2 separate regions of the Homo sapiens genome follow, and region 2 is linked to region 1. The links are chromatin contacts, found by Hi-C or POLR2A ChIA-PET in ENCODE. All regions are on one chromosome and are shown on one strand. Each heading gives the region's core, a stretch centred on a gene start or an enhancer-like site at or near the end of the contact. The rest is flanking DNA. Distances are from core to core; before and after follow the strand shown.

What was found. A loop is a pair of places that touch in the nucleus more often than their neighbours do. ChIA-PET counts read pairs that join two places held with the same protein, here RNA polymerase II (POLR2A). Pooled maps may share reads with other maps.
Region 2: a pooled map shows a loop between it and region 1 (2.6-fold over the local background). The contact joins the enhancer-like site here to the promoter of ZNF217-AS1 in region 1. A Hi-C loop is called at or near these places in 25 of 168 maps with a recorded cell type or tissue (CD14-positive monocyte, CD4-positive, alpha-beta memory T cell, CD8-positive, alpha-beta T cell and 18 more), 12 of 37 single-sample maps with no recorded cell type and 38 of 50 pooled maps. POLR2A ChIA-PET finds 5 or more read pairs at or near these places in 2 of 52 experiments (activated CD4-positive, alpha-beta T cell and activated T-cell).

The regions. Positions count from the first base shown.
Region 1 is chr20:53,550,168-53,554,135 of GRCh38, reverse strand. It overlaps ZNF217-AS1 (ZNF217 antisense RNA 1), which reads right to left and starts at 1,366. Exons shown (of 6, transcript NR_110051.1): 1 at 1,049-1,366.
Region 2 is chr20:53,147,226-53,151,586 of GRCh38, reverse strand. All of the region lies in intron 1 of TSHZ2 (teashirt zinc finger homeobox 2), which reads right to left. Among named protein-coding and RNA genes, the nearest start is that of TSHZ2, 180 kb to the right of the region's middle. RefSeq lists a silencer at 2,171-2,371. Within about 2 kb of position 2,011, at least 3 of the 41 ENCODE cell types and tissues checked have a DNase peak (open chromatin) inside an H3K27ac peak, as active enhancers do.

The DNA of each region.
Region 1 (3,968 bases), core at 117-2,616:
AATTGGAAAAGTCAGTGAAATGATCATTTGATATTTGATTATTCAGTGAATTAGTTTTAGGCAAATCGGACTGGCAGGCTGCAGAGGTGGCAACAGGCCAGAGGTCATTAGAGGACCAGGAAGCCACAGGAAGGTCACCTCGGCTACATTTTATAGCTCACAAAATGTTTTTACACACACACTACCCACTCCCCCCCCTCCACTGCCCCCATCACCCCGAGATGGAGTCTGTCGCCTAGGCTGGAGTGCAGTGGCACAATCTCGGCTCACTGCAACCTCTGCCTCCCGGGTTCAAGCAATTCTCCTGTCTCAGCTTCCCAAGTAGCTGGGATTACAGGCACCCGCCACCATGCCTGGCTAATTTTTGTATTTTTAGTAGAGACGGGGTTTCACCATGTTGGCCAGGCTGGTATTGAACTCCTGACCTTGTGATCCTCCTGCCTCAGCCTCCCAAAGTGCTGGGATTATAGGCGTGAGCCACTGCACACAGCCTATACACACACTTTTTTAAAAAAACTTTTTTATTTTGGGATTTTTTTTTTTTTAAGTTTTAGTCTTGCTCTGTCACCCAGGCTGGAGTGCAGTGGTGTGATCTTGGCTCACTGCAACCTCCGCCTCCCAGGTTCAAGCCATTCTCATGCCTCAGCCTCCCAAGTAGATGGGACTACAGGCGCCACCACACCTGGCTAAGTTTTGCACTTTTAGTAGAGACAGGGTTTCACCATGTTGGCTGGGCTTGTGTCGAATCCCTGACCTTAAGTGATCCTCCTGCCCTTGGCCTCCCAAAGTGCTGGGATTACAGGCTTGAGCCACCTCGCCCAGCCTGGAATAATTTTATATTCACAGAACAGTTGTAAAGAGATTGCAGAGAGTTCCTGAATTCGAACCCAAGTTCCAACCCTGCACCCAGCTGGCCCTAGTGCTACCATCTTACATAAGCACAATGCATCTGTCAACACTAAGAAATTAACACTGGTATGTTACTTTATTTAGAATTCCCTAGTTTTCCCATTAGTGGTGGGATTTTTTTTCTGTCCCAGGATCCTACCTTGCATTCAGTCATCATGCCTCTTGTAGTCTTCTCTCGTCTGTGACCATTTCTTAGATTTTCCTTGTTTTTCATTCCGTGGACAGTGTTGGGAAGGACTCGGTGTTTTGTAGAATGTCTGCTGATCTGGGTTTGTCTGATGTTTTCTCATGATTGTCTGGGATTACGGGTTTTGTGGAGTATAATGCAGAGGTAAAGTGCCTTGTCATCTCATCATATCATGGGAGGCGGGGGTAGTATTGTGGGAGGCAGGGGTATGTGAGAGCCGCCTGGCAAATCTTGCCTCTACCAGGGTGCTTAATGTTGTCACATGTTTGATTATCATAACCTGTAAAATAACTGGAAAAGTTAAGATTCTATTTTATCATTTCAATGATTTTTTTTTTTTTTAATTTTGAGATGGAGTCTCGCTCTGTCGCCTAGGCTGGAGTGCAGTGGCGCAATCTCAGCTCACTACAACCTCTGCCTCCCGGGTTCAAGCAATTCTCCTGCCTCAGCCTCCTGAGTAGCTGGGATTACAAGTGTGCACCACCATGCCTGGGTAATTTTTGTATTTTTAGTAGAGACGGAGTTTCACCATGTTGGCCAGGCTGGTCTTGAACTCCTGGCCTCAAGTGATCCGCCTGCCTGGGCCTCTCAAAGTGCTGGGATTACAGGAGTGAGCCACCACGCCAGCCTCAACAGATAATATTTTAGTGAGCAGTCATATATGCAGGCGTTGCTTAAATTGAAGTCATTCAGTATTAATGAGGAAGGTCAGATGAGATCCTGTACTTAAGGAGCTGGGAAACTGAGGATTCGAGAGTCTAAACAGCTTTACCCAATGTGGTCCAGGTTGTAGGTGGCAGAGCCAAAATTCAAACGCGTGTCTCACTTCAAAGGCTCTGTGTGTGTTTGTGTGTGTGTGTGTGTGTGTGTGTGTGTGTGTTTGCTTTTGCTCCATTGATTCCAAATAACAAAACAAAACCAAACAAAAACTTTGCTACAAAACCCTCACTCTGATCCTGATGCTATCTTAATTGTGATAAATGTGTTGTTTAATCTTCACAACAAACTCATGGAAAGGAACTATATGTAATCCCAGAGCTTTGGGAGGCCGAAGCGGGAGAACTGCTTGAGCCCAGGAGTTTGAGACCAGCCTGGAAAACGTAGTGAGACCTCATCTCTACAAAAAGTTTAAAAATTAACCAGGTCTGGTGGCATGTGCCTGTAGTCTCAGCTACTCTGGAGGCTGAGGTGGGAGGATTGCTTGAGCCCAGGAGTTCAAGGTTGCAGTGAGCTGTGATCGCACCACTGCATTCCAGCCTGGCCAACGGCATGAGATCCCTGTCTCAAACAAAACTAAACAAAACCAAAAGAAAAGGAACTACATATCCTTCCTTTTTCAGGTGAGGAAACTGAGCCTTTGAGTGGTTAAGGAACATGTTCAAGGTTATAAAGCTGGCGCATGGGCTGGGCGCAGTGGCTCATGCCTGTAATCCTAGCACTTTGGGAGGCCGAGGTGAGCAGATCACCTGAGGTTTCTACTAAAAATACAAAATTAGCCAGGTGTGGTGGTGCATGCCTGTAATCCCAGCTGCTCGGGAGGCTGAGGCAGGAGAATTGCTTGAACCCGGGAGACGGAGGTTGCAGTGAGCCAAGATTGCTGCATTGCACTCCAGCCTGGGCGATAAGAGAGAAACTCCATGACACACACACACACACACACACACACACACACACACACACAAAAGCTGGCACATGGCTGAGTTGGGACTGGAAACAGACTGCTGGGCTCGAGGGCCTGAGTTTTCTTCATCAGAACATCACACACATTTAAAAATGTTTTGAAAATGTATATGTTTATTTATATTGAGGTAAAATTTACAAAACATAAAATATACCACATTATGCAAAGCTGGAGGCCAATAAACAAAATATATGTAAAAAGAAGAAAAAAATTCAAAAAGAAAAACTATATTAAAGTGTACAATTCAATAGCTGTTAGTACACTGACAACGTTGTGCAACCACCACCTCTATTATCAAGTTTCAAAATATTTCCATTGTCTCAAAAGGAAGCCCAGTTAGGCCACCACCCGCCATCCTTCCCTCCCCTAGCCTCTGGCAACCACTAATCTAGCTTCTGTCTGTATGGATTTACCTATTCTGGGCATTCCATATGACTGGAATTATGTGGTTTTTGTGTCTGGTTTCTTGCCCTTAGTGTAACTTTTTTTTTTTTTTTCGAGACAGGGTCTTGCTCTGTCACCCAGGCTGGAGGGCAGTGGCGCAATCGCAGCTCACTGCAGCTCCGACCTCCTGGGCTCAGGTGATCCTCCTGCCTGCCTCAGCCTCCTGAGTAGCTGGGGCCCCAGGTGTTCAGCACAATACTCGGGTAATTTTTTTTATTTTTATTTTTTGAGGAGACAAGAAGGTCTTACTATGTTGCTCAGGCTGGTCGGGAACTCCTGGGGTCAAGTGATCCTCCCACCTAGGCCTCCCAAAGTTGGGATTACAGACGTGAGCCACTGAGCCCAGCTGGGACTTAGCATAATGTTTTTGAGGCTTACTCATGGTGGAGCATGGATCAGTGTTTCATGCCTTTTTATAGCTGAATAATATTCCGTGATGTGGATAGACCAACATATGGTTTGGATCTGTGTCCCCACCCAAATATCATGTTCACTTGTAATCCTCCGTGTTGGAGGTGGGGCCTGGTGGGAGGTGACAGGATCATGGGGGTGGATCCTCATGAATGGTTTAGCACCATCTTCTTGTGTTGTTCTCATGATAGTGAGTTCTCATGAGATATAGTTGTTTAAGAGTGTGTAGCACCCCCACCCAACTCTTGCTCCTGCTCCCGCCATTTGAGACGCTTCTCTCCCGCTTTGCTTTCTACCATGGTTGTAGGTTTCCTGAGGCCTCCCTGGAAGTAGAAG
Region 2 (4,361 bases), core at 762-3,261, 400 kb after region 1:
AATGCTTCATTGCAGAAATATTTATATTTTTACATACAAGATGCTATTCCTCACCTTCCTTCCTGAAGATATTATCTACTACATGGTATATGTACCATATTCTCTTTCTAAGATCTGGAAAACTCTGAACTGTAAAACACATCTGCCTCAAAGAATTTTGGTTGAGGAATTTGTAGATTTGTATAAATATAGACACTAGCCCTCCCAGCTAGGAAAGACTAGTCCAGAGTCAAAGTAAGTTTTCTCTAAGCTTTAGCTACACCCATTAGCCGAGGCTTGATATTATGCATTATTTCTTTACTTAGTCCATTCTTGATCCATCTCAGCGAATAGGCACCAGTATAATAGGACATTGTTCCTTAATAGGGATGGGCTTGTTATGTACCCAGCTCCCAATTCTATCTCTTATGACTCTAACCACAGAGGGAGAAAAATAGTGATAGAAAAAACATACTGCATGCACCTTCTGTTTTAACAGGAATGTGCTGTCAAGAGAGCGTGATATGATAAGGCCTTAAATACATTGATGCTCTAACAATGTGTTGAGAATGGGAAAGGTAACATTTAATAAGCATGTTAGGGTAATTAGTTAAGTCACTTGTCAATTAACTAGATTACCTAATAGCTAATTTGTCTCTCCAAGCAGCAGGCTTTGTGGAAAGGCAGTCAAGGAAAACTTATTTTGAAAGGATGGCCTTCCCACGTAAGTATACCTAAGCCAGCCCAATTTCAGTGTTTCTGTTGGCCTCAGAGCTCCACTGGTGAGGATCTTAGTTTTCTTATTTGCTTTTAAATGAAGTCCCTTCCTTTTCTTCTCTTTTTAAGATCTTCTCCTTCCTTCCTTTCTTCCCTCCTTCTTTTTCTTTTCCTCCTTTCCTTCCTTCCTCTCCTCCTTCCTTCCTTTTTCCTTTCTTCTTTCTCTTTCTTTCCTTCTTTTTTTTAAAAAACTTTTATTTTATTTTATTTTATTTTCCTGTAGTTGATTTTACCTTAGATTAGAAGCCACCAACACTCCCTGTGAAGGACCAGCTAGTAAATATTTTAGGCTTTGCAAGACAAGAGACTAAATTGAGGATATGTGCAGGTACTTATGTAACAAAAGAGAAAACAGATTTTTACAAAATTTTTCAACCATTTATGTGAAAATTCTTTCTAGTTTGCCAGCTATATAAAAACAGGTTTCAGGTGGGATTTGACTCACTGGCTGTAGTTTGCAGATCCCTGGTTTGCATCATCACTAAATTGTTAATTTCCTAAATCAGCATGGTTAGATTTGCAATCTGGAAGTTATCAAAATCATCTGGCCTCCCCACTGTGTTCATCATTCACCCTCCCAATAAGAGGCTAAAAGCATAGACTCCAGACCCCAACTATCCAGATTTGAATCCCAGCTTTGCCAAGAAGTGTGCAACCTTGGATAAGTTACTTAACCTCTCTGTGCTTCAATGACACCATCCCCAAAACAGAAATAGCGATCTCATAGGATTGCTATGAAGATTACAGTGAGGTGTATAAGTAAAACATTTACCGCAGTGTCCGGCACATAGGCAGAACTATGAAAGTGTTAACTTCTTTTTATTACTTTAATGGCACAGGGAGTAGAATAAGGAACACTTCCCCTTTGCAATGAAATGATAAGCAGACTCTATTCCCTGATCCCTGGAGATCCATTTGGTGACGGACTTCATGCCAAGAGGAGAGAAGCTGCAAGGAGATATTCTTGGGCATTTTCCGAGCGTGCTTATGCAAACAGGATGCTGTAAATGTCTCTTTGGAGAAGGAGCCTGCCAGCAGGTCTCAGTTTTGCCTCGTGATTTATTGGGACCCTCTGCTTTTGTTCAAATAGGTTTTCCTGCCTCAGCTCTTCAATGATTGGACTGCAAGTCATGCCCTGTATAGTACCAAGTCTGTCTCCATGCCCTACATAATATGTGATGAGAAGAAGTGCTATTAAAGAGGTTTCCTGTTACGGTCTCCTCATTGGCACCATGAGCTGAGCGGAAATCTCTGAAGGACTTATTTAGCATGCACACACTAGAACTGAACTAAAGCAGATCCTTGCATTGGCAGCTCAAGAACTTTAAATGCCCCTGGCAGAAACTCCTCCTCTCTTTCCTCCCCCTCTTTCTCTCACTCCCTTTTGATGTTCTCTCTTTCTTTTAGCCTATCGTTGACAGTAAGTGCAATCACATTACACACAGCTTTCTTTGGAAAGCCCCCTTTTTAATGATCTGGCAGACACTGAGCCCTTCCAGAAAAAAAATTTCAATCCCTCTTCCCACAGCTTCCGCAAGCCCCAGTGACAAATGACACCTGTCATTCTGTCACAGACAAGCAGCACAGACAGGGATGTCAGTGATGTATGGCTCACCAGCAGAGGAAATCAACTTTAAAAAAAAAAAAAAAACCCTAAAAGAGCTGACCAGTACATTGTCAGGATCCTGCTCCCAAGGCCTCGCCTAACAGACAGACTGGAAGAGAGACAGAAAAAGTTTCAGCTTGAGGGGGAAGAATGTATAAGATCAAAACACAGAAATATTTATCTACGGAGAAACTGGCATCAAGTAAGCCACAGATTGCTTTGCATTGTTTATTTCTTTGCAGTGCTCTGGATATTAGCCAAATTCTCACCTCCTCCTGTGATTTATGGAGGAAAAGGTTGATTCCTGCTCTGTGAGAATTCTCTTTCTGGAGCCTCTGAAAAAAAGTGAGTCAACCCGAGCTTTGTTTGTTAAGCCTAAATTACCCCATTTTACACTGAGTCCAATGAAAAGCAATAAAATTTCCAATAACCCCCAAGGGATTCCCTCCATACAAAGACTGTACCCTGAAGATTAATAACCTGCCTTTTATGTTGATGGCAATCTCAGAAAAGATTGGGAGATGTCTTCATTTTCTTTATCTATATATTTTTTCTATTTTGTATCAACCCCCACCCCATGATCCATACATATTGAATGCAAAAACTTTTTTTTTCTTTCAATCAAAACCACTGCACTTAGATCCACTTGGGGTCCTGATTTAATAGGCAAACTCAGCCACATTCTCAAATTGAATATGAGCATCTACAGGGTGTCAGGCCTGTACTATATCCAGAACAAGAAATTAAGAAATAGAAAGCAAAATTCTTCCTATGCAGGATTTCTCATCTTCAACACTATTGAGGTTCGAAGCTGGATCACTCTGTGTGGTGGGCGGTGTCCTGTGCACTGTGGGAAGCTTAGCAGCAACTCTCGCCTCTACACGCTAGATGCTAACAGCTTCCCCACCCTAGTTGTTTCAATAAAAAGTGTCCCAGACAATGCAGAATGTGCCCTGAGAAATGAAGTTGCCCCAGTTGAGAACCACTGTTCTAGACATTTGAGATCAAATCCCCAAAGAGAAATAACATTCATGTGATCAATTGAAGTTCGTAGATAATTAAACACTAAATAGTACGATATAGAAAATATTAGCTGTAGGAATTTAGAGACTTTCCAAAAGACACATTTGTATTTATCAGGTTTGTGCAAATGCCTCTATTTTAAGCTGTGTAACAACAACACAAATCTTGTTATAAGACATAGACCCACTGGCCGGGCATGGTGGCTCACGCCTGTAATCCCAGCACTTTAGGTGGCTGAGGCGGGCAGATCGCAAGGTCAGGAATTCAAACCAGCCTGACCAACATGGTGAAACCCCAGCTCTACTAAAAATACAAAAGTTAGCCAGGCGTGGTGGTGCATGCCTATAATCCCAACTACTCAGGAGGCTGAGGCAGGAGAGTCACTTGAACCCAGGAGGTGGAGGTTGCAGTGAGCAGAGATGGCACCACTGCACACCAGACTGGGCAACAGAATGAGACTCTGTCTCAAAACAAAACAAAACAAAACAAAATAGACCCACCACTTATTTTATGCATGTCTTATGCATAGATATGATGGAACTGAATATTGGTTTAAAACAAACAAAAAGAAATCTTAGTCTCACACAAATCACATTAATACCACAGTGATATGGCAACCAACAATCAAAAATTTCTTTTCTAATGATATTATGACATGACATTATTAAAGCTTTGAAAAATATTGAATTAGTATTCATTAAACAATATTATTAAATCTTTGTGAACATTTAAGTTTCTAGACTGGATTGAAGAAGGTAGGACTACAATTAAACTTTTGTGTCTATGCCTTTTTTGTAGATGATAGCACAAAACTGTTAACATACAAATCTTCAAAATGGAGTTTATACAGAGATATTAAAGACATTCTTTGACCTACTGAAAGAAAAGGGGATGAAAAGAAAGCTGAGCCCAGTTTCCAGGCACCATGTATAATATCTAAGGTTGTCACCCATCAATTGTCACTAAAAGAGATCAA